Linked DNA regions of Mus musculus: all the other regions are linked to region 1. Evidence: chromatin loops called from intact Hi-C (ENCODE). Cell type or tissue: left cerebral cortex. All regions are shown on one strand. Region 1 has its middle 37 kb from the start of Cry1. Region 2 holds the start of Btbd11 (BTB (POZ) domain containing 11). Region 3 holds the start of Pwp1 (PWP1 homolog, endonuclein). Region 4 overlaps Btbd11 (BTB (POZ) domain containing 11). Region 5 overlaps Btbd11 (BTB (POZ) domain containing 11).

Evidence for each region. A loop is a pair of places that touch in the nucleus more often than their neighbours do. Peaks named below come from ENCODE experiments on the same cell type or tissue, not always from the same donor. Only the 100,000 strongest peaks of a DNase experiment are listed, where the experiment ranks them.
Region 2: a loop joins it to region 1, with 4 times the contacts of the local background. A loop is called at or near these places in 9 of 42 quality-filtered maps.
Region 3: a loop joins it to region 1, with 2.2 times the contacts of the local background. A loop is called at or near these places in 2 of 42 quality-filtered maps.
Region 4: it touches region 1 in a loop (7-fold over the local background); 20 of 42 quality-filtered maps call a loop at or near these places.
Region 5: a loop joins it to region 1, with 9 times the contacts of the local background. A loop is called at or near these places in 32 of 42 quality-filtered maps.

The regions. Positions count from the first base shown.
Region 1 is chr10:85,219,060-85,224,059 of GRCm38, reverse strand. No RefSeq gene overlaps it. Among named protein-coding and RNA genes, the nearest start is that of Cry1, 37 kb to the right of the region's middle. In left cerebral cortex, CTCF peaks have their summits at 2,141 and 2,964 (motif pointing left); DNase peaks (open chromatin) are centred at 2,305 and 2,941; H3K4me3 peaks cover 724 bases; H3K27ac peaks cover 1,028 bases.
Region 2 is chr10:85,386,675-85,391,674 of GRCm38, reverse strand. It overlaps Btbd11 (BTB (POZ) domain containing 11), which reads right to left and starts at 4,861. Exons shown (of 17, transcript NM_028709.2): 1 at 3,197-4,861. The coding sequence starts at 4,346. In left cerebral cortex, a CTCF peak has its summit at 2,766; DNase peaks (open chromatin) are centred at 3,622, 3,884, 4,250, 4,891 and 2 more places; H3K4me3 peaks cover 2,484 bases.
Region 3 is chr10:85,868,990-85,873,989 of GRCm38, reverse strand. Pwp1 (PWP1 homolog, endonuclein) reads right to left here and starts at 2,159. Exons shown (of 15, transcript NM_133993.3): 1 at 1,976-2,159. The coding sequence starts at 2,047. In left cerebral cortex, no CTCF peak of the experiment used is centred here; a DNase peak (open chromatin) is centred at 2,156; H3K4me3 peaks cover 1,473 bases; H3K27ac peaks cover 456 bases.
Region 4 is chr10:85,622,675-85,627,674 of GRCm38, reverse strand. It overlaps Btbd11 (BTB (POZ) domain containing 11), which reads right to left. Exons shown (of 17, transcript NM_028709.2): 5 at 2,607-2,772; 6 at 389-478. Among named protein-coding and RNA genes, the nearest start is that of Gm40731, 35 kb to the right of the region's middle. In left cerebral cortex, a CTCF peak has its summit at 2,542 (motif pointing right); DNase peaks (open chromatin) are centred at 2,228 and 2,615; H3K4me3 peaks cover 479 bases; H3K27ac peaks cover 249 bases.
Region 5 is chr10:85,649,068-85,654,067 of GRCm38, reverse strand. Btbd11 (BTB (POZ) domain containing 11) reads right to left here. Exons shown (of 17, transcript NM_028709.2): 15 at 2,393-2,461. Among named protein-coding and RNA genes, the nearest start is that of Gm6713, 59 kb to the left of the region's middle. In left cerebral cortex, a CTCF peak has its summit at 2,104 (motif pointing right); DNase peaks (open chromatin) are centred at 2,089 and 2,834.

The DNA of each region.
Region 1 (5,000 bases):
TCTTGTCCCAACAAGAAGGGCATCCCCTTCTCTAATGACTTGGATTTTTTTTTAATCTCTAATACTCTGTTTTTCTCTCGAGGCAAGCATAATGTGGTAAGACCTCTTGAAGAATGTTCTAGAGACCTAGAAATGGCACATCAACCTTTTTGTTTCTCTCTCTATTCTGGGGGGAATAGAGGATGCTTCATGGGTGTAGCCTTAGATTTCAGGATCTTTGGTAAAAGGACACTGCTTACTTACTATAACTAAAGGGAAGCATCTTGGTAGAAGAACCACAGGAAGACAAAATGCCCACAGTACACTACGATATGACTAGGAAGAAGACAGAACAAGCCTCCATTTATCCCAGTCCTCTGAGGCCCTAGAGTGGTACACAAGACTTTGGAAAAAGCTGAGGTACCAACATAAACATAAACAGTTGAGCAGGCATTCTAAGGGCCTCTAGGCCAGGTTAACCAGGGGGCGTGGTCCTAAAGGATGAAAACTGAGAGTGGCCATCCACATAGAAAAGACTACACGGTGCTTGCAAGGAGATTGCCACTATCATTAGATAGAATCGGGCTGAGCCGAAGGGAAGAGATGAGGCATGTGCCCAGGATCCCTGGAATAAAAAATAGGTTGTCTCAGGGTCATCTCTGGCCCTCCACTCCAACCTCACTGGGGCTACAGAGAAAGTCATCTGTGTGGGACCAAGAACAGAACTGTCAATCAAGTCTGACAATGGGGTCATGGAAAGGAACAGTCATGTACACTTTGAAACAAGAGTATCCACATCACCTAGGCAACTAGAAAGTTATTAAATCTACCCAAGAAGTCACTGAAGGAGCCCTTCCCAGGGGGAAAGGAATATGACATAGCATAGTTGGAAGCATCGAATGAGAAAAATAAAACTTCAGAATGGTATCACATTGAAAAGAACTGGATCCATCCCATATACCTTATCACAGATTTGAGCTTCAAAACAGGTCTGTGGAGCTTCTGTATGGCAAAGACATCATCATTTGGACAAAAAGCAGCAAGTTATGGAATGGGTAAAGTTTTTACTAACTAAGCATAGGATTGAGGGCCAATATCTAAAATATATAAAGAACTAAAAAAATGGATATCAAGAAAGCAAACAGTCCAATTTAAAAATGGGGTATAGATCTAAACAGAGGATTCTCAAAAGAGGAAATTCGAATGACTGGGAATCACTTAAAGAAATATTCAATATCCTTAGTTATCAGAGAAGTGTTAAAACAATCTACCTTGGGATCTCATCTTACACCAGTCAGCATGGCCATCAACAATAAAGCAAATGGCAGCTTATGTTGTCAAGGATGTGGAAGAAATCCATTCGTTGCTGGTGGAAGTGTGAAGTTGAACAGGCCTTATGAAAATCAGTATGGCAGTTTTCAGGAAGCTGGGAATAGGTCCACCTCAAGATCCCAGCTTGTCACTCTTGGGCATATACCCAAAGAATGCTTCATTCTACAACAGAGACACATGTTCAGCCATGTGTAGTGCTGCTCTATTTATCATAGCCCAAAACTGGAAACAGCCCAGATGCCCCTCAACAGAATAATGGATAAAGAAAATGTGGTAAATTTACACAATGGAGTATTACTCAGCCATTAAAAAAAATGAAATCTTGAAATTCACAGGTAAATGGATAGAACTAGAAAATTATCATCCTGAGTGAGGTAACCCAGACCCAGGAAGATAAATATGGCTTGTAGTTGGTTATATGTAACTGTTAGCTATTAAGTCTTCCGTAAGCAAGTGATGGTTCATATAACCACAGAGGATGGAGATAAAGTCATGGAAAGGGGATGGATGGATTAATCTCCCTAGGAAAGGAGAGACAGAAACATCTGGGACTTGATTGCTGGCATCCAGGCAGAATGAAAGAGTCTGAAACGTGACATGCTTGACATGAGCCTCCCTCGGCAGAAGCATTGGTACAGGTGGGGACACACATGTGCATACACAGGCACACATACACTCACACATACGTGAACACACATGCACACTCATAAGCACGCGTGCACACACTCATGCACACACTCGCGCATGTGCACGCACACAAGTAGTATCTAGTAGTCTCCCTACTGTTTCTAAATTCAGAGTTTCCTCATCACTAGGTGGCCCTCTCAATGAGCCTCTCTCTGACCCAGTTGCTGCTGTTCTGAACACTGTAGCTCTCTTTGCTTTGCTGCTGTTGGGTTTTCTCCCTGGTAATCATCATTCACGTGCTAAATGCTTGGCTTACTTATTTTCTCCTTCCTTTATAAGAGCCAGAGTCTGCTTTGTTCATTTCCATGCCCTTCCCTCCTGGAGTGCTTCCAAGCACACGGGAATCCACGATACAGGGTTTATATACAAGCAAGTGTGGCTGATCAGGGAAATGGCAGTTTGGCAGAAATGAAACCTAAGACAGACTCACTAGCTAACATTTGTCATCTGTTCTGCTAGGAGGACACGACTAGAAGAGCAGAGGAAAAAGAAAATCAGAGGAAAACAGTCCGTTTTAAAACAAGCCGTTCTGTCCCCACACGTGGCTGCCATCATTTCCTCCTCCATAAGCTCCTAACATCGTACCCAAAAGCTGGGAGGCACGCAACCTGAAGCAAGGAGATAGGCAGTCTGGATTCTCCATTTCAGTCTCAGCATCCTCATTTAACACGACGAAATAGCTAATACATTCTGTGATTCGGGAATCAGAGGCTGCAAGCTAAGGTCTTACATAACAGGTGTGGCCTCACTTCCCTACCCCACAGTTCTAAAAGAAATGTTATTGTGGGTACCGATCTGCGCGAATAACGCTGCAGAGATGGACAGTCAGGGCAGGGAACCTGAGACTCTCCAAGGAGGCGAGCAAAGCCTTTGCCTTCAAAAAGAGACAGGAGAGGAGTGCAGTTTTGCTTTCAAGCCCCAAGGTGTTGGCCTTTGCCGTAAGGTAATCTCTTTCTTAGAGCGCCACCTACTGGTGCAGGGTTTTGCAGCAACGCCTAGCCTCGGCTTGTACAAGCACCTGTTCTCGACCAACCTCAGTGTGTTTTAGAAAAGAGTCTTACATGATACTTCAAAACAAGATCTCTCTCATGAATGAGGTTTCTATTGTAGCTTTACCATTAAAAAATAGGAAGAAGCGCTTTCTGGGCCTTAGTTTTTATAAGAAACAACAGGTCTTTTGCTGAAAATCTGTCTTCTGCTTTACAAAGCTTCCTTGACTTGGTAAGGCAAGCATATTCTTGAAGGGTCATGTGTGCTAGCCAAAATTAAATAGGGAGATTTACATTTTAATTGCAGCGAGGGACATCCCGCTTTAAGGAATCCCAAGGGTAATTGAACATTTTTCTAAAGTCAAACAAGCTCTCCAGTTGTGTTTGCTTTGAAACTCAGCCTCACCTTTAATTTGCTCCAAATTCAGGTCCACCTGTTCTCATAGCACGGGTTCTGGTCAGTTTTAAACGACAGCGTTTCACTCACACCCTCTTTAAAAAGCAAGCCAAATAGACTCCAAGCCCATTCCGAGCTGGCAGCGAAGCCCATGGAAGAGATTGTTTATGAGATGTTTTGCCTGCCTGGATCTGGGGGGTTAAGGAAGGAAACAGCCCACACGGGCTCCACGCTCTTGTCTTGCCCAACCATCCCTGGCTTGCCACATGATGTCCTCAGCAGCTACCCCTCCAGGGTGCTAAAATTACTGTTTTGATTCCCTGGTGCTGCCAGTTTATCCCCCAAATTAATCGAAGAATTTTGTGTGAAACACACATAAGGAGGTTAGTAACGAAGAGGGGAGGGGCCTAAGTAAAAAGGATTACACCTGACTCCACTGTGACCCAGGCAGGGAAAAGGCATTCGAAGAGACTGAGATCCTGGTAACAATGTTACTCATATCACGCAAGATCATTTAAGGCCAGCAGCCTTAAAAGATGCTATTAGATACTCTTTTCCAAGAAAAGATGGCTCTGGGGAATTCCAATGATCTTAAGTGTATGAGTTTGCATTGTGAGTAAATCAGAGAGAACTGAATTTAAATCTCAGCTCTACATCACTATCCTTTAAGATGCAAGGGAAATTATTTGTCCTCTGTTGCTCCGTCTTCGCAATCATAAGATGGGAAAATAAGAACACTTTCCTGGGTAAGCCGTCAGGACGGAGGAAGCAGCAAGAGTTCTTGGGAGGCCTCCAACGTGGTGATAGCTATTAACAATAATGACCCAAATGTCAGATTCTTCAGTCAACACTGACAAGGACATTCAAAGGCCAGAATGACATAGTAGAAACGGCACTGAGTTAGACTGGGAGACTGACAGCTTTGTCCACCAATGCAAAAAGACCATACCCTTACCACAAAGGGAATAAGACATGGCCATTATGAACCAAGTATGAGTGACCACAGTTCAGGAACACAGACTCAGGCTACCCCCCAGATGCCATATTCTACTGTGGAAGTGGTCACATGAGACTGTATTTGTTACAGAACAAAGGACGTCATAAACCAAGGAATTTAACAGACGTGGTGGTAGGGACCATAGGTAGGTGGGTTAGAGCAAAGCAGAGAAATATCTTCTAAAGGCCTTAGATGCTACCCAGTGGCATCTGTTAGTACATCCTAAGGACTTATCTAGCAGTCACAAAAGGTGTTGGATCACACAAAGAGGTGGACAATGGATGCTTCTTTAGAGCTCTAAGACGGATCACAATAATTTTGGCTCTGGACTTGCAACATTCCAACTCTTCACAATGACTCCATCAGACTTATAGAACGTTTAACACAGGTGCAGCATTTTTTTTTTCTGGGAACATCACATGCCCCAGCTCTGTTTGAAATTGTCTGTGACTCACAGCCAGTCCATTGGTTCCCTCTGGTCCTCATTCTCCTCATTTCCTAGATAAAATCACAATGGTAGCCAGAGATCTGTGGCTTTTATAAATGAAGATGAAGGGGTTGGTGCAATGCATCCGTGATTGACAGCAATCAATGCAGAGGACTCAGGTTCCATTCCCAG
Region 2 (5,000 bases), 170 kb before region 1:
GTATAAAAAGGTGGATAAACAGAAACAAAAAGGTACAGCAAATTGCATGGGGTCAGTGCTCAGCTGAGTATATAATGAAGTAGGATACCCTGAATGCAGGGTACTGGTCGGCACCTGAAGCTACAGATACAGTGGCTAGGAGTATGGGCACTGAAGTAGACCATCTGTGTTCAAACAAGCAATATAAAAACAAACGTCCTACTCCCCCCCCCAAAAGCTCCATTTGTGCCTCAGTTTCTTCCACTGTATAAAGGAGATGGTAGCAGTACTTTGAGTTTTGTTTGTTTTGTTATTTGCTTGTTTGTTTGTTTGTTTGTTTGTTTGTTTGTTGAGACAAGGTCTCATGTAACCCAGACTGGCCTCAAACTTTTCTACCTAGCTAAGGATGGCCTTGAACTTCTTCTCATTTTTCTCCCTCCACTTCTGCATGCTAGTATTACATGGCTGGATTGTTCATTCAGTGCCGGGAATTGAACCCAGAGCTTTGTGCATGCTCAGCAAGCACTCTACCACCTGAGCCACCTCCCCAGCCTGACAGTTGTGCTAGACAAAAGGCACACTGGGTTTCCATGTATAAAGTGATCCTAAGAACAGGTTGGCTGCGATCAGTGTCTTCTCGGTCCCTGGCATTTAAAAACTGTTCAATAGATATTGAAGAACAGATGAATCCACAAATGAAGAAATTAATGGTGTTACTGAGTTAAAAGAGGGGAAAATCCATTATGGAAGGTGTGTGGTCCTCAGGAAGGCTTGCAGGTCAGAAAGACTGCTGTGCAAACCAGTTAAAGGAACAGGCTTGGTGTTCAGTGTATGTTAGGATGCCTGAGACATTAATCACTCATTCCTTAGCTCTTCTGTATGCATGCCCAGCCATTTTGAACAAGCCCGTAGAGTAATGAAGAGATCAGGATGAAATAACAGCATGTCTTGAACCAGAAAAAGCTGAAGGAAGAGCCCTGCGTCCCAGGAGTTAAGCTGTGTGGTGTGCGGAAGTTTGTGATGGCTTCAAGGCCCAACCACCACTCACTCACCCTGCCCAAAACCAGTTCTGTGGTTTTCTCTTCCCTTAAATTAGCCTTACTCCACAAGGGATAAACACAAATGCTGTCTTTACAAGAGGCTAAAGATCCTAAAAGCAAAATCTATTTGGAAAATGATTAGCTACTAACATAGCTATGGGAGGAGCTGAGGGTATACTGTGTGTTAAAACCTACATTCTGCAGACAAGTGGACAGAAGCCCAGAAAAGTCACCCCAAATCTCTCAGTTCAAGAGAATGCAGACTAAGAGGCATCAGGATGCTGGTGTTGGCAGACTAGAGCTTCCTCGGGGTTGGGAAGGGGGTGGGTGGGAATCCCTGTAAAAGTAAAATGAGAGAGCAAAAGAACCCCAAGAGGAAGATGAGGAGTTGTAGTGCTGAGATAACTCAGGCTAAGGGCTGACTGCAGTGTGTGTGTGTGTGTGTGGGGGGGGGGCAATGGGAGCCTACAATAGGGAGACTATTAAGCTGGTCTGTGATTTTAGGTTGAGGGTGCGCTCCCAAACAAAGAACAATTCAAAACTCGGGGTTTTGCAGGTAAATCCCCCATTCTGAAAAAGTACACGGGAAGCCTCGTGCTCTGTCACCAGATGTTTTCAGTCTCAGTGGGATGTCCCTGTGTACTTGCAGCATGAGCCTGTGTCTGCGCAGGTCTGTACGCCTTGGTATCCTCTGGGGAGTATGCCTTAGGGCAACAGAGGGGTGGGTGGGGGATGGGCTTTGGCAAAGAGATTGCAGAAGAGTCTCTGGAATCCAGGCAGATCCTAGCCCCTCCCCCAACACACACACACACACACACACACACACACACACACACAAGCTTTGCTCTTTTCTTCCCCTCCCCCACGATGATCATATCCAGGTGAAGAGATTCAGTCAGAAAGTCCATCAGGGTAAATTTATAAACGGTTAAAGCTGGAGCCTTATACCCCAGAAGCCTGCTGGTTTGCTCCTTCGCATATTCACAAGGCACTTGCACACACATGCGCGGGCACACCCACATGCACACTCTTGGCACCCCAGAGGCCAAGCCAGGCCAGACGCATCTCTCCTTTAGCTTGGAGGAAACAGACAGGCTGTGACATGAATGAAATCTACCCAGCAAGGCTGCCTTTTCGCTCCGACCACGCAACCTCGGGCCAAACCGCTTGGAATACGTAACAAAGTTTTATTTCGCTTTTAGAGTCTCCAGTTACTCTTCTACCATTTCCTGTGGAAAATTGAAGCTTTGAAGTGTCTAGCTCAGGCTTTTGCAGACGGGGACCGCTAGCGCCACCCGGAAAACAAGCACCCCAGCACTACCCTATGGACATCCAGGACCCCAGGTTCAAACCCACTCGGCACCTTCCAGGGGGCGCGATGAGGGGATTTTAGAACTCCAGAAAAAGGGTACCTGTAGCTGATAACCCCTACCTCTGGCCTGGGTCCCTAGTGGCTCTCCTTCAACCAAGTGACAGATGTAAATCACCCGCCAGAGCCTGGAATACTTGGCCTTGCCACCCTCCACCCCACCCCCACTCCCCTATATCTCCAGCTCTGGGTTCAAGTACTCAGAAACTGTTCAGGAAAACTTGGAGCAATGCAGTGTTGTCTCTCCACCACCACCACCACCACCTACATGAACACGTTTAGGCCCACCCAGCTCTATCCTTCCACCTTCGCTGCCCTCAGCCATGCCTTCCTAGCGCATCCACAGCGACCCCAAAGGGCCTGGGGCAAGCGAGAGAACTGCATGGCAGACAAGTGAACCTGCCTCCTCCAGATCTTAGCCCAACTCGTGGGTACTGGAATGTGGCCCCTTAAAGATCACAACAGGGTTCTAGAAGCTATTCACGAGACTCAAACGTCTCAAGCCAGATCCGAGTAAAACAACATACTAAATTAAATGTAAAATAAAAAGGGTGTTGGATTTTGCTCCTGTCTTGCGGGAGGCAGCAACCTCCTGGCCCTGCACAAAGGGGGCGGAACCCTGTGTGCTCTGGGAACATTACTACCAGTGTCAACCACGCGGATCCCAAGCTCAGGAGTGAACCTACGGGTTCCTGGCTGTCTCCACTCTGGCCCCTACCTCTAAGGCCGTGGAGAGCGCGAGTGGCCAGAGAGACGCGGGAGGGGGACGAGAGGCAAACTTGAACCCGGAGTTGACAGAGCCACTTACCACTGGCGTTCTTCCCACAGATGAGGTGCTGGTAGGGCTGCAAGAGCCCCCAGATTTCCGAGTCGTTGTTGACCGTGTGCTCCAGGGTCTCCACGGTGAATTTGGGCGCTTCGTGAAGCGTGTGGTGGTGGTGATGATGGTTGGCGGCGACGGCGGCGGTGGCTGTGGTTGGCGGGACTGCGGTCGCCGCCGTGGCTGGCGGGGCGCAACAACTACTGCCCCCGCTGGCGCTGCTGGCTGCGCTGCAAGGGCCACCGCTCGCCGCTCCCCCTCCCGGAGTCTCGCGCTCCTTATCCGCTGCAGGGGCTCCGGGGCCTGAGCCGGGGCCTGGGCCAGAACCGGAGCTGGAGCCAGGGCCAGGACCGCTACAGCTACGAGGTAGCCCGGAGGCCAACACCCGCGAGTAGATGTCCCGGAAGAGACTCTCCATACAGGCGGTCAGGTAGATGGCGGCATGCTCGTGGATGCGCAGCGCCACGCGGCTGTCCACCATCCAGCGGTACACGCGGCCCACGGAGAAGGTGAGGCCGCAGCGCGCCGACTTGCCACGGCCCAAGCGGTCGCCGCCAGCGCTGCTCATGTTATAGAGGGACAGCGCGGCCAGCGCGGCAGCGGTGCAGTGAGCCGCCAGGCCCCAGGACAGTACGATCTCCATGGCACTCTGGATCTCGTACTTGGTGCACTTGGCGAAGCGCAGGCTCAGGCGCTGCGCCTCTTTAGCGATGCGCACTAGAGCCCGGCTTACCAGCATCGAGAGCTTGGCCAGCGCGTCCTTGGGCAGGCTGCCGGGGACCGCTGGGCCTGCCCGGGGATCCCGCGAGCGCAGCAGCAGCAACTCCAGTTCCTGGAGGGTCCAGGGGACCTCGTCGAGGTCCGGCAGCAACCGCGAGCAGTGCTGACCGGCGCAGTCCAGCCCCTCGGAGTCTTCCACCAGGGCAGTGTTGACGGTGTCAAAGCTGTTGTGCCGGCTGTGCATGGAGTCAGCTAAAGGCGGCCAGCAGCTCCCGCCATACGGGGACGCCGGGTGAGAGTCAGAACAGCACAGAGACAAGTTGGAGGAGCGCACAGAGTCCGCCGCGCCACCATAACCCGAGTCCAGCGTCAGATCTTCCAGCGTTCGCACCACAGGCTTCTTACCTCTCCTGGCCATCGCTGCGCCACTTCATGCTGCAGCCGCCGTGGAGCCGAGGGGAAGGAAAGGCAAGGATCTGTGGGCACCGGGGTCCTCGGGGACAGCGGGGCTCCACGTCGCCTAGGCTCACTTTCCCACCTGGCGTTGCCAGCAAGTGTCACTACTTTCGCCTGTCTCCCCGAGCCGTCACCACGGGAAGATACACGGCGGAACCTGAAGTCATCTTCTGGAGTCGGGGCCAGAGCGAGGGCGCACTGAGCCGCGAGCCAGGCCGGGAAGGAAGCTCCCGCCAGGACCCGCGCCTTTCATCCAAAATAAAAGTGTCTGGTCCTCTCCTCCCTGGGACCAGACGGATGCAGAAGCCTCCGAGAGCCGGCCACAGTGTCGATAGGACCTAGATCGCCCCAGATACGGCCGCCGCAGCTCGGCGGGCTACGGGCTCCCCCGGCTCCGGGATCCGGGCCGCGGTTCTCTTGAGCTCCCGCCCCGCACTAAAGCGCTGTAGCCAGGCGGCTGCAAAACCCTGCTGAGCCCCAGCAAACCAAGCAGTCAGAGGGCGGGCGCATGCAAAGCAGGGCCGTCGAAGAGCCAATGGAATCGGGGGATGCTAATTACTTAGGTTTTTTTTTTTTTTTTTTATTCCTCCCTTCCATGCGGCCCCGCCCCTCAGAC
Region 3 (5,000 bases), 650 kb before region 1:
TGTGGTCGCCATGTTTCTTCCAACTATCTCAGACTCCAAGGGCACCTCCCTCTCTGGCTATCAAACCATAGAACATCCGTCCTCTGCCTTTTTTCCCCTAGCATCACTGCCCAATGTAAATGGATTCTTTCTGGGAACTAATAACCCCCATCTTCCTCCACCCATTCCAACCTTGAATTCCAGCTCTATTTTCCCCACTTCCAGTAACATTTCCCATTTGGCTATCTTTTGTTCTAATGAAGTTCAAAACTAAGGCCACTCTCTTCAAAACTGGCATTCCCTCACCTAAATAGTGAGTCAGTACCTTTAAGGCACATAACAAGAAGGCAGTGGGGGTGGGGGGTGGGGTGGAACACATGCCTTTAATCCCAGGGGAGGCAGAGGCAGGCGGATCTCTCTGAGTTCAAGGCTACCTGGTCTACAGAGTGAGTTACAGAACAGCTACACAGAAAAAACCCTGTCTGGAGAAAAGACCAGACCAGACCAGACCAGACCTAACACTTCTGTATTAAGCTTGTAAAGGCCAACACTAGTTGGGTATTGTTTATTTACTTAAGCCCGCAGTGTGGGTTGGCCATAATGGCAACACTCCACATGAAGGTAAATCAACGGCTCAGTTTCTACTAAAGAGCCTCCAGATCTTCAGTGGCTCACACCTATAACTCTAGTATTTAGGAGGCTGACACGGGAGGATTGCCATAAGTCTGAGGCCACAGCGGGCTACAGAGTGAGACCTGGTCTCCAAAACAACAACAAAAAACGTTGAGATAACAAGAATCTCCCTGAGAATGACATTCAATTCTGCCTGAGAAAGATCCAGAAATTAAAGACTGAAAAACTCCGGGGAAGGCCGGAGGTCAGTCGGTAAAGCTTTTGTTGAGCAAGCATGTGGATCTAAGTTCCATCCCAGAAGCCACTCAAAAGCTGGGTGTAGTGTAGGGGACACCTGTAATCCCAGCACTAGGGACTACAGAGACGAGAATTTCTGGTGCCTTGGCCAGCCACTCTATCTCGATTGACTAACGCTGGGTTCAATCAGACAGCGCACACATACACAAACACATGAACATGGGCATACATACATACACATACACACACACAAAGGTATTTGTATTGCTTGGGGTTGGGGCATGACAACTAGGGATTTTTAAGACTCTCTTAATACTTCGAAAGCTGTGTATGGCCCTTTTAAAATGAAAACAATTTTCTTTTGGAGAATTTTTAATAAGGCAAGTGTTGTCCCTATCCTATAAATATACACTGCTTGCTTGCTGTTGGCAAAACACCAGAGAAAACAGTGACTAAACACTACCTGCACTCTGGTAGAATTTACACCTATAAGGAGTATTTCCATCCCTCACCGCATGTAAATTCATGTCGAGGCCACTCCCACGTCTATCACATATCGAGTTGTCACTACTCAGACAATTACACCCATAGCAACCCCTTCACTTCTTTTAGGACACTTACAACCCCTGACATCCCGAAAGTCAAGAACAGGGCTTTGCCCTATATCGCTCCAACATATCCCGGAACTCCAGGCTCCGCTTGGCTTGCAGAAAACACTGTGTAATGAACAAAACCGCCTGAGTAACCGGCTTCCTTTGCCACGGTCTCCAGCTTTTGTACAACTTCCTTCATACTGTGTTACACTGACACCTTGTTCTCTCTGCCCCATAACGTTTTATCCGGATCACCGTAAGAAACTCGTAACAAGCAAACACCCCCGCCCCTTCCCAGTGCACAAAAAGTCCACGTGTTCGTGCATCTCAGGGATGGGATCGGGGTTCCCGCTCCGGGCAGGGAAGGGGCGCGCGGTCTCTGCTCGCCCGGGTCACCGGAGCCACACCTCACATGGCTACAGTCCCGGCCAACCTGGCAGGTCCCATCGCGTGGCTCCTGCTGGGCGCGTGCTGCCCCAGACGGGGCCGAGCCCACGGCCATGCCGTGGCATCTCCCCATACACAGGCCTCACCTTGTCTGGAGTCTCTTTGGCCACGCCGCGGCGGACCCAGGCCACGCAGGTCACTTGGCGGCTGCGGTTCATGATCTTCGGTTTGAACCCGGCGCAGGTTGGAGCCCTGGGAGCTGGGAGACACTACTCTTGAGCTCCGCGGAGGGGAACAACGCGCAGGCGCGGGCGCTCGCTGACGTCACTCGCAGGCGCCAAGGGGAAGGGGAGGGGAATTTGCATGAGATGGGCGGGGCCGTATGCAAATCTACGACTGCTTCCTGTGGAGTTTCTATCTCCTTCCTCCTATTCTTCCATAAGAGTTCCCAAGCTCCATCCACTGTTTGGCTGTGTCTGTATCTGTCTGAATCAGCTACTGGGGGGAGCCTCTCAGAGAACAATATGCTTCTGTCTGCAAGCATAGCAGAGTTTCATTAATAGTGTTAGGGATTGGTGCTTGCCCACTGGACGGGTCTCAAGTTGAAATGGTTATTGGTTGGCCATTCACTCAGTCTCTGCTCCCTCCCCTATGCCAGCATTTCTTGTAGACAGGATAAATTTTGAGTTGAAAGTTTTGTGGGTGGGTTGGTGTCTCTATTGGAGTTCCATTCTGGATACAGGAGATGGCCTCTTCAGGTTCCACATCCCCAATGAGAGTCACAGCTAAGGTCACCCCCCACTGATTCTTGGGAGCCTCCCTTATCCCAGGCCTTTGTCTCGTCCTGGAGATGCAGGTTTCCCCCCACTTTGCAGATTTCCATTCATTTTCATGGCCATATAGCTATCTCTCCTGTTCTTCTCCATGCCTGATCCTGAATCCCCCATTTCCCCTCTCTCCCAGTTCCCTCCCTCCATCAGCCTCTTATGACTATTTTATTCCCTCTTCTAAGTGAGATTCAAGCTTCCTTGATTGAGTCTTCCTTCTTGTTTAGTTTCTTTGGTTCTGTGAAGTGGACCATGGTACCTGTATTTTATGGACAATATCCACTTATCACTGAGTACACACCATGCATGCCCTTTTGGGACTGGGTTATCTCACTCAGGATGATATTCTCAAGTTCCATCTATTTGCCTGCAAAGTTCATGATGCCTTAGGTTTTAATAGTTGAATAGTATTCCATTGTGTAGATGTACCATGCCTTTATCCATTCTTCAGGTGAGGGATATCTAGGTTGTTTCCTGTTTCTGGCTATTACAAATAAAACTGTTATGAACATTGATGAACAAGCATCTTTGTGGGATGATGGAACATCTCTTGAGTACATGCCCAGAAGTGGTATGGCTGGGTCTTGAGTTTTCTGAGAAACTGCCAAGTTGATTTCCAAAGTGATTGTATAAGTTTGTACTCCCACCAGCAATAAAGACTGCTCCCCTTGCTCCACATCCTCACCAGCATATGCTATCTCATGAGTTTTTTTTTTTTATCTTAGACATTCTGATGGATGTAAGGTGGAACCTTAGAGTTGTTTTGATTTGCATTTCCCTGATGATTAAGGACTTTGAACATTTCTTGAAGTGCTTCCCTGCCATTTGAGATTCCTCTGAGAATTCTCTGTTTAGCTCTGTACGCCATTTTTTAATTGGGTTATTTGGATTGCTGGTGTCTGCCTTCTTGAGTTCTTTGCAAATTTTGGATACTAGCCCTTTGTCAGATGTATGGTTGGTGAAGATCCTTTCCCAATTTGTCCTAATAACAATGTCCTTTGCCTTACAGAAGCTTTGTAGTTTCATGAGGTCCCATTTATCCATTCTTGATCTTAGAATCTGAGCCATTAGCATTCTGTCCAGGAAATTGTCTCCTATACCAATGTGTTCAAGGGTATTTCTCACTCTCTTCTATGAGACTTCTTAGTGTATCCGATTTTATGTTGAGATGCTCTTTCAAGATCCCTAAAAAATGGTATTAGAATTTTGGTGGGATTGCATTGAATCTGTAGATTGCTTTTGCTAAGATGACCATTTTCACTATCCTACCAATCCATGAGCATGGGAGATCTTTCCATCTTTTGTTATCTTCTTCAATTTCTTTCTTCAGGGACTTGAAGTTCTTGCCATAAAGGTCTTTAGCTTGCTTGGTTACAGTTACACCAAGATATTTTATATCATTCGTGGCTATTGTAAAGAGTGTTGTTTCCGGAGGGCAGTCATGTGAGTGCTCTATAGCCTAGTAATAGTGTCAGACCTTGGGACCTCCCCTTGAGCTGGATCCTACTTTGGGCCTGTCACTGTACCTTCTTTTCTTCAGGCTCCTCTCCATTTCCATCCCTGTAATTCTTTCAGACAGGAAGAATTATGGGTCAGAGGTGTGACTGTGGGATGGCAGCCCCATCCCTCATTTGATGTCCTGACTTCCTGCTGGAGGTGGGCTCTATAAGTTCCCTCTCCCTACTTTCAGGCATTTCATCGAAGGTCCCTTCCTGTGAGTCCTGAGAGCCCCTCACCTCCCAGATCTCTGGTGCACTCTGGGGTCCCCCCCCACCCCCCCGCGCAGCCTCCTATTTCCTGAGGTTTCCTGTTTACATTCTGTATTAGTCAGGGTTCTCTAGAGTCACAGAACTTATGGATAGTCTCTATATAGTAAAGGAATTTATTGATGACTTACAGTCTACATCCCAATTCCCAACAGTGGTTCAGTAGTAGCTGTGAATGGAAGTCCAAGGATATATAGCAGTTACTCAGTCTCACACAGCAAGCAGGCAAAGAAGCAAGAGCAAGACTCCCATCTTCCAATGTCCTTATATTGTCTCCAGCAGAAGGTGTAGCCCAGATTAAAGGTGCATTCCACCACACCTTTAATCCTAGATGACCTTGAACTGGGAGATTTAATCTTCTGGAATCCATAGCCACTATGCCTCAAGATCTCCATACCAAGATCCAGATCAGAAACTTCTATCTCCAAGTCTCCAGATAAGGGTGACTGGTGAGCCTTCCAATTCTGGATTGTAGTTCATTCCAAATATAGTCAAGTTGACAACCAGGAATAGCCACTACAATCCACCCCTTGTCAACTTGACACAAATAATATCTCATGTTCACATGAAACAATGAC
Region 4 (5,000 bases), 400 kb before region 1:
TCTGCAGGTGAGGACAGGAGATGTGAGGAGAGGAAACCTCAGTCTGGCGTGGGGTGGAGGGGAAAGGGTGATCGGCCCAGCATGTGTTGGGCATCAGGAAAGGGCTGGGATGTGGGCGTTTTCTGTTCCATCCTAGAAAGGATGAGTCAGGAGCTAGGAGCTGCTGGGTCAACACAAGCCAGAGGTCCCCAGAGCTACAGCAATTTCTTTAAAGGAAGCACACACAGGGACTTTGTGTAGCTACTTGGGACTTTGGCTGGGGCCTCAGAAAGGTCACCATCTGCCAGGTGGTTTCGTCAGGGCTTCGGCCACTGGAAGGATGAGATGTGAAGGTGACTGGGAAGGGAAAGTATGGGCTGGCAGGGCCTGCAGCCCTCCGCACCCTCACCTCCACATTCAGGTCAGCTCCGGCATCCAGCAGCATCTGCACCATTGCCTCGTCCCCACGGACGCAGGCGTACATCAAGGGGGTCATACCCTGCGGTGGTTAAAAACCAGAGACGGAGACGTTTACAAGGTGGCCGTGGTCAGTTGACAAACACATGGAGCATCTTATTGGACTCAGACTCTGGCAGGACAAAAGAGTCAGTGTGGAGCCCTGTCACACACAGGGTCACAACCTTCCACATTCTGGAAACTACAGGGGAGGAGTGAGGGGAGGTGAACATCACCTTTTGTGATTGTGGCTTAAGTTGGAGGGTTTTCACAGTACAACAAACCTATGTGTGTCTTTACAACCAGTGGCTGATTGGGATGTGGTGGGGGTGGGTCTCACAGGAATTTTCTGGATTCTGTAACATCAACCCCTAAAGTATTTAATTATGATGACTACAGTGTCTTTGACATTTGTCTCTTCGAAGCATGACAAGGCGTCCTTGCTGCTCTGTATGAGCCTTGGGTCAGACAGAGTCAATGGTCACTGGATATCCCTGTGGTTGCTTTCACTGACATCTGCTCTGATATCACTCTATACAAGTCAAGGCACTGAGGCAGGATGGCCTTCAGGAAAACTTCCCCTTCTCCGACTCCTGCTCATCACAAACCGAGCATCACAACCAACAGGAGGAAGGGGTGGGGCTCTCCATCCAAAGGGCTGTGAAGGCAGTTATTTGGGAAGATATTCATGCTACAGCCTTGTCTCACACTATACACCAGTATAACAATTTTTTACTAGAGATAGTCAGAAAGAATTAAAATTGTAAGCAATGCCAAGTTGGTTTCTGCCCCTGTCTCTAGGCAGAAAGGGGATGAAGTATAGCATACATGAGAGGGGCTCTAGCACTGCACATCGCTGTGGAACTGAAAACTTTACGGGCAAAATTCCAACGTCAACGACAAACTGAGATACCTTGGTTCCACTAAAGGACTTCGTGCCCTGATACAGGAAGAATTCCTCTAAGAAAACAAGAAAACAGTAAAAAATGCTGATAAAAAGCAGGCAAAAGGAAAGTGGACTAGCAGGGAATACATATATAACTAGAGGTGTGCAAAGACTAGTCAGACTCCTAGGGGGAGGGGCAGTACTGAAGACTGAGAATTCAGGAAAGGCTGGTACATTTGAGACACTTCTGTTTTAAAGAAACATTTCCCCAAGGAAATAGAGATTGGAACAAAGATTTGTGTAAGTGTGCTTAGCTCAGCACTAGTCACAAACACTTTAAATATATGATGGGGGAAGGATGGTTAATAAACAAATAGTAATCACTTTATAGAGACACTAAAAGCGACTTAAAAAAGAATATTCATTGACATTGTAAGGTATCTGGAATGTAAAATACTGAAAAAATAAAACAGATAAATAAGTCCCTGGTTTTAAACATACAAGATACACATGATTGTGTACTGAGGATCCCTGACGTTGTCCAAGAAAGTGATTAGCTGTCATTATACAGTCCCTTCTATTCCCTTCGTGGGAGCTCTTTGCAAGAGCTGCCTGTGGAAGAAACAGCCCCATCTGTCCCTTGTAACAGCACTCAGGATTCACACTGAGAATGGCTGTCCATTTGCACGGTCTATGACACCACCACATCCCCAAAGTCCCCTCTGTGACTTGTGGTTGCCTCTCATGGCACCATGTTCAGAATCTGGTTGGTGCTGCCCTATCTGAATGTGCTCTAGGGTCCCCAGACTGACTTTGGTGTCTTTAAACACACCCACCCTAAGAGCACAGTGCGCATGGCCTAGATCTGTCTGGAGCCAACAGCAGACTGGCAGAGAAAAGCCTTTAACATGCCAGTAAAGAGACTTGAAGGTTGCAGAGTCCTAAATACAAACGATGGCCAACCTAGGGGCTCCATCTCCTTTCTGGAACAGGTCTGGTTTTCATTCCTTTTTAAATTTCAGCTGCGACAATCATGTGAGATTTCCATAAAGATGGGCAAGTGTATTTTTAGAAAATTAAAACCAAACCAAACCAAAAACCCCCAAACACTAAGAGAGAGAGAGAGAGAGAGAGAGAGAGAGAGAGAGAGAGAGAGAGAGAGAGAGAGAGAGGCAGGGGAGGGGCATTAATTTTTTTAATCGATCAGCAGAGGGAGCCTGTGTCCCGTCAGCTGCTCGCGCCCAGGCTAAGCACGGGAGGAGATGAGGTCCAAGCAGATTGGTACCTGTTCGCTCATGGTGTTGATTCCATCCGGCCCCAGCAAAGACACTGCCTGCTTCACCAGGTCGGTCCGTCCACAATTCAGCATCCGGAAGCCCAAGTCCTGCTTGAACTTGGCTTCGATGGCCACGGCGTCCAGCTTCCGAGAAGCACAAAAGCAGTCGTCCGCCCTGAGGGGTGGGGAGGGAGAGATGGTCACGTGGGTGCAGCCGCTTTTCCCCCCAGGATCTGGTCCCTGAGATCAAACGTCTTAGCAACCCCCACCGAGCACCTGAGATCCTCGCGGGCTTTTCCTAGGTTTTTGCCTTTTCTAGGTTTCCATTTAAAAGAACTGCCTCAGCCTGCACGGGTGGAGCACTCTTTACTCCTGGAACTCGGGAGGCAGAGGCTGATAGGTCTCTGAGTTCGAGATCAGCCTGGTCTATAACGTGAGTTCCAGGACAGCTAGGACTACATAGAGAAACCCTGTCTCAAAAAACCCAACCAAACAACTGGTGTCTCACTCCGCGCCCGCCCCCCCCGCCCCCCCCCCCCCAATTTCTGGCGGTTCTAAATCCTGTCTTTACTGAGCTTAGGTGTGGTCCCTCAGTGTGCCAGTAGAATCCTCAGCTAAGAATCATTTCATTATGCAAATATTTAGGCATTTTTTAAAAAAATAGGTTAGGTTCTCTGCTGAATGTTTTATCTGAGTTGTTACATTCGGGTCCCACACAATAGAAGGCATAATTCCTATGGGGGGACTGTCCAAAAAACAGGAATGAGGAATCTTTCTGAGGCTACCCCATCTATAAGTGATAGCTTGGATTTGAACCAGAGAAGCATGTGTGGAGAACCCGTCTTCGGATCTTCTGTGCCACTCTAGCTCCCGAGTGCAGAACCTACTGCTTTCCTGTTCACTTGACTGAGCCCTCATACTTGGCTGTGGACTTCTGAGCAGGCATTTGCCTGGGTCCATTCCAGTGACAGAGGAGACAGGGGGCATTAAGACAGGAGAGTGGACAGAGCTCAGGATGGACTCTCTCCTTTCAAAATAGAACAAGCTGGAGAACTTGCTAGATGAAATGAGAGATGGCAAGGTGCTTCAGCAAGCCACTTCAGGGAGCAAGAGGCTAGGCCAGGAAACGAGGGAGGAAACCAATGAGAGAGGGTGATACAGGCTTCATGTTGAAAGAATGTTAGTACCTTCTCCCAGTCCCCATGAACTGGTCAATAATCACTCAACAATAATCAAGCAACAATGTGTTGATTGAGTGCCTGTTAGGGTCATGTCAGCAGCCCTGCGCTGGAAGCCCACAGTCTGGTAGAAGACAAGCATGAAGACAGTCCGGAGAAGACAAGCATAGGCCATATTCTCATGTATCTCATACAAGTATTTAGGGTTCGGTGGTTCTCTCTCTAAATAAAAAATGTTATGAAACTATAAGCCCCTTTGCACCACACACAGCCTAGGGGAGCCTAGGCTTCCTCGGAAGGTGGCCCTTGAGCTGTGGTTGTAGGTATGGGGAGAGGAATGGCAGAAGACAAGAGCACTCTGTGCAGAGCCAGCAGGAGCAAGGGTCCAGGTGAGACATGGCAGGGTATTTGAGGCTATCCACAGAGCCCAGTGTTTCTAGGGCATTAACCTCTGGGCAATCTGTGCCAGTTGCTGAGAGAGGAGGGGCAAGACCACAGAGACCCTTCAGCTACACAGCTGCCTGTGTGGTGGGAGAGGATGGAGGGACCCCAGGGCCTGGCTTCAAACATGACATTGACATCCTAAACACTGAATGGAGCTGTGCCTTACAGCTTCTCGGTCCAGTACGCGTGGGCTTTGAACTTGTCAAGCATTGCCAGATTAGGCAAATATAAATGCTAGATCAAAGGTGCGTGGGGCATCTTTATACCAAAGCTTTATTCATTGTTTATCGAAGATGGAAATTTAACTGGGTTTCCTCTTTTATCTTTTGAAGGGCAGAGCTAAACATGCAGAGAAACTCAGGATCCCTCACCTTTAGTGTGGCGGCCAACTTCATCCTAAGGGCTAATGGTCCCCACATCTGCCCAAGGAGACATTGTGGCATCAGGGTAACAAGGCAAGACCCCAGAACACAGATCACAGAGGCCTCCAGGGGGAGTAAGTGTGAATCTATGCATGTTAGTCTAAAGTACACGTGCATGCGTGTGTGTGCATGTGTGTGTGTGTTTAAATCTCTGGGAGTCATCCGACTTGATTCATTGCATAAACAACCTTTCTTCTGCTAGATGCTAGCAATGTTGGAAAAGGCTGCTTTGTGGAGTCGCTTAGTTCCCATCCCGGGGAAAGATCTCGAACATTGGAGGAGGGTCAGGGAGTGTGGAAGACTGATTTTGTGGCAGGAAATGGCTGTTACACCTGTATTCATAGTAGCTGTGATTATTG
Region 5 (5,000 bases), 430 kb before region 1:
TCAAGTTGCCTTAGTCGGAGTGTTTTGAGACAGCAATAGAAAAGCAATGCAAACAGCCGCAACCCACAGAATGCCCAGCTGAGGGTCAGGAAGTAGAGATGGCTGGAGTATACTGCAGGCGTAAGGTGAGACCAGGGGGACAGGCCCTGGCTACACAAGTCTACTGTGGGACAGAGAGCGTGGTGAAGTGAGTCACAGACACACCTGTGATAGCAGGTGAACCCCAAGTGCCCCAGATCACATCTAGCAAGGAGGAGGGGATAGGCACCTATTAGTGAGGTGGGTATCACCATGGCTCCCCCCTTGCCTGTGTTCCCTGGATCTCTACTCTGATGTCATACCTCAGAGGGTCTTTCTTTGCCACCCCACCTCAGGGACCTTCCCCTCATCCCCGCCCCCCCTTCTTCATCTTCCTTATGGTACTTCCTATCTAGAAGCTATTTCAGTCCTGCTTCCCTTGACAGAGTCCAGGAGGTCCGGTTCTTCACCCCATCGGACCGACTACTGCCACCCCCAGCCCAACCAAAGTCAGCTCTGGGCCATGGGAGGCTCACAGAAGTCTACTGAAAGTGACAGGTTCTGGAGAGGGGGAGCTATAGTTTCCCAAGTGTGTGTGGGAGCAAAGTGGGGTTTATCGTAAGCTTTCTTGGGTTTGTTTCTTTTCTTCTTCTCCTTTCTTGTTCTCTCTTCTTCTTCTTCTTCTCCTTCTTCTTCTTCTTCTTCTTCTTCTTCTTCTTCTTCTTCTTCTTCTTCTTCTTCTTCTTCTTCTTCTTCTTCTTCTTCTTCTTCTTCTTCTTCTTCATGATACTGGCTGGGAGGTTGCTATCTACTCCTGGTCAGCCTCAGATCCCTCCCAGGTTCTGGAGTTACCTGTACATGAGCCAGCTGTGACTTAAATGTGAATTCATTTCCCTACATAAAATCTCTCAGTGAATCGGCTCTGCAGATGCTGGGCAGGTGAACATGTCCCTATCCTGGGAAGACAGCACATTCCAACTCCACAGAACTTGGGTTCTGAGCTGGCTGTGTGGACCCTCTCCTGCCTATTTATCCAGCCTCTTGATCACAGTCTCTCTAACAAACTAGTACATGTAGTCAGTGCGGAAAGAAAAATGTAAAATGTTTGTAAAGGCAACCAGGTCCTGTGGAGGACAAGATGAGAAGAGGGGTCCAGAGAGCGGAGTCTCTCTGGTGGGGGCGGGGTGGGGGAGGGTAAGCAGAGTATGGAGATAGGACAAACTGGGCACTTAGGATGGCAGAGCCCTACAACTTTCTCCTTGGCCAAAGGTGCCTAAGAATCTTCTAAAACAGATGTTTGTCAAATCCTCCTAGACCATGGCCATTTCCAGGAGAGAAATCAGAAGCCAGCTAGGTCAAATAAATTGCCCAAGGCCCCACAGATTAGACATGGCAGAGCCCTTATGTAACCCAGAGTTTGGGCTGAAGGGCACTGGCACTAAACTTCTAGCTTTTTTTTTCCCCCGAGACAGGGTTTCTCTGTATAGCCCTGGCTGTCCTGGAGCTCACTTTGTAGACCAGGCTGGCCTCGAACTCAGAAATCCACTTGCCTCTGCCTCCTAAGTGCTGGGATTAAAGGCATGCACCACCACTGCCCGGCAAACTTCCAGCTTTTAAAAAAGTTATTTAACTATTTTTTAAAAGAGGATCTCTCAGATCCCAGCTACCACATGTTGGCTCACAACTGTCCGTAATGAGATCAGATGCACTCTTCTGGTGTGTCTGAAGACAGCTACAATGTACTTATATAAAAGAGGATCTCACTACATAGGCCTGGCTGGCCAGGAACTCCCTATGTAGACAGGGCTGGCCTTCAATTCAGAGATCCACTTGCCTCTGCCCTGAGAGTCCTGGGATTCAGGTGTGTGCCACCATGCCCGGCTAGTGCCTGTCTTTGATTTAGGAAAATGGCTCGGTGCTCTGGCTCTGGATAGGGGGATACAATGGGGAGCCAGGTGCAGAGGGAGCAGAAGCTGGGGTGGGAAAGTGTAGTGGTGGAGACATGGAGGAGGAACAGCAGGCAAGGGGGCAGGCTAGGAAAGGCTCCCAGCTCTAAAGAGCCATGCTTCTCATGGATGTAATTCTATTAGCAACCACAAGGGGGAGGACGGTCTCTAGGATACTTCCTGTGGTGCGGTAGCAGTCCAAGCCTGCCAGTCCCCCAACTCTTCCTGAGAACGTGCCCCTCACAAGCCAGTTAAAACTGGTTTCCACCCAGGGCCCCTGGTGTGGCTAGTCGTCTAGGGGAAGACTCCCCAGAGAAGCTGCCTTGTTTGGGAGGACCACGAGTCCGGGAGTTTCCTAATGCCTGGGTGGGCCGCCAGCCTGAAGCCAGGGAAGGCTGGGGTAGCTAAAACCACAGTGGTCTCCTTACCTCCATGATCTCATTGTTTTTAATGAGAAGTGACTCTGGGCCACCGTAGTAGAGATACTGCATGACGAGCTGGAAGGAATAAGACACTGTGAGCAAGACCCCAGTCGGACTCAGTTCCTTCAGAAGTCATCACATCACCCCTGGACATCACTCTACCTGACGGGGGACATTTGGACAGGTTTCCCTGATGACACCCTGAAATCATGACCCTGTGGTTTCAGGTTCTGCCCCCATGTCTATCTGCAGGGCCAAATGAAACAACCTGAGCGTGGCTCCTCATGACAAGTGAGTCACCTGAGGATGATGACCAGCCTACCTCTCATCCAGTCAGGCTGTGCAGGTGACACAACTTAGAGAGCCTCCAGAGTCCCAGTTGACAAGACCCCAGAGGAAGCCATAAAGGATCCAGGGTTTGGAAAGTCACTGGTGGCGCTTGTCCAAGCAAGGCTGTCCCTTATCATGTGACTTCCAGTGTCTGAAGAGTGTCCCACATTATAGAGTTCTGCAAATGGCTGTCCCCTGAATGACTGAATACCATGAATGTATCTGAGTTTCATACATGCTTCACTTGACAACCAAGGGTTCTTTTTGCACGAGGTGCATACACAGTCCAGTTTGCCCCAGGATCTCCATTTTCAACTGTCTTCCATGTGACTGGCTTTACCTGCCTGGAGCTTTGGTAATGGGGTGGGCAAAATTCACAGACTGGTCACAACCTGTGTTGGGATCACACTGTGGTACAACTACCACCATAATAGAATTCTGGAAAATTCTTTTCAAATGTGCTCTGGTATATTCAAATGTGTGTGTGTGGTGCGTGCACACGCATGCTCTCAAGCACACTAAATAAAACACCAATTTGGGAAATGCTTAATACTCTTAAACTACCAATTAGCAGATAGTTCTGTTTCCCCCACTGCTAGCCAGGACAAACTAGAATTACCCAGTTTGCACGTTTCAGTTAAGCAGACCCGTAATAGAATTTGGTTGGTTGGTTGGTTGGTTGGTTTGTTTGTTTGCTTGCTTGTTTTGGGACAGATCTCACTATGTAACAACCAACTTGCTGTGTAGCCCAGGCTAGCCTCTCACTCACCTTCCCCGTACCTCCCCTTCCTGAGTGCTGGGATTATGAGTGGCTGTCACCACATTCAGCCTGGTGCCTGTCTTTTATGTGCACTGTCCTCTCTCTTGCCTCTACCAGAACCTGGCCATGTCTTCCAGCTCCTTCAGCCTGGATGCGCTCTCTTCTTTACCAGTGGAAGCTGTCCCTTCTTTGGGTCCAGCTCAGTGGTTACTGGGTTAGGAAATTTGGGTCTCCTTCCCATCAAGTTTTGTTTCAGGGTTGTCTGTCTGCAACTGAAGTGTCTTTACAGTCATCTGAGAGTACAGATGTCTCTCACTCACTGTATTTCTGTGCCTAGCATAGTGCCTGGCACACAGACACATCACCATCACCATCACTACCCCCACCACCACCATCATCATCACCATCATTATCTGGATAAAGGGTCTCACTTGGCATTCTCAGGTTGGCCTAGAACTCATGGCAGTCTTCCTGCCCAGTCTTCCAAGTGCTGGGACTGCAGCCATACCTCACCATGCCCCCTCCTCGTGTGAACATGTCTCCTGCGTCTGAATCTCCCTTATACTGACTTGGGGTTTCTGCATCCAGCTGCCTGGTAGAGAGGCGGTGACATTGTCTAGGCCTTGGGAAATAACAGTGCCCTGTTCCCCTCCCCCTCCCACCTTGGGGAGCAGAGCTTATAAGTGTGGGGATACCGTCAGCCAGCACTGGGCTATTGGCTTTATTAAAATCAATTGATTCCCCCAGCACCTTCCTTATAAAGGCCAAACCAATAATAACAAGAAACACCACTGTAAGGCCCACCGCCCACACGGGCTCCCCATTTATAAAGCACTTTCCTATCAGTCACACGCATTGTCTCGTTTGTTCAAGGTCGAGCCACGGGCTGAAATCGCTGCCTTGGCGGAGGACGACTTGGGGCTAATGGAAGTTAAATCGGACCATCCCAGCCCTGCCAGTGGAAGACTCTGCCAGTGGAAGCATTTTCTCTAAGTGGGTGCAACAAGCCCTTATCAGGCCAAATGGCCGGCATGAGGAACTGCTTTTCTTGGCGGCTACCAACCTCTGTGAGGCAGGGGCTTTTGCAGCCCGGTAGAGGCCTAGCTCCAGCTGCGGCCTCAGTGGGGGCTGGCTTTTGTACACGAGTGATGCTAAGGAGTCTTGAGGGAGGAAGCACAATGCAGTATCAATTACTATAAGCTCTTCTGCCAAAAGGTACACGCCAGAAGCGTGTGAAGCGCACGGGCTTCTGGGAGCCCCCTTCTGGGTTGGATTTGGCTGGCCTTCCTTGGCCTCCTTCAAGCCACAAATGAATGTTACCTTCTTTTATGAGGAATGGCAGGGACACAGACAAGTCCCCGGGGCATGATAAATCCCCCTTTCCATTACAGGAACTGGAAGCCAATGTGGCCAGCAAACTTTCCCCATTGGAAGCAATTACAGGGCTGGGGATCCCTCTGAGGCCAGCCTTTCCCATGTTGGACTCTGAAGACAAGACCACTGGGCAAACATTTACTGAGTGCC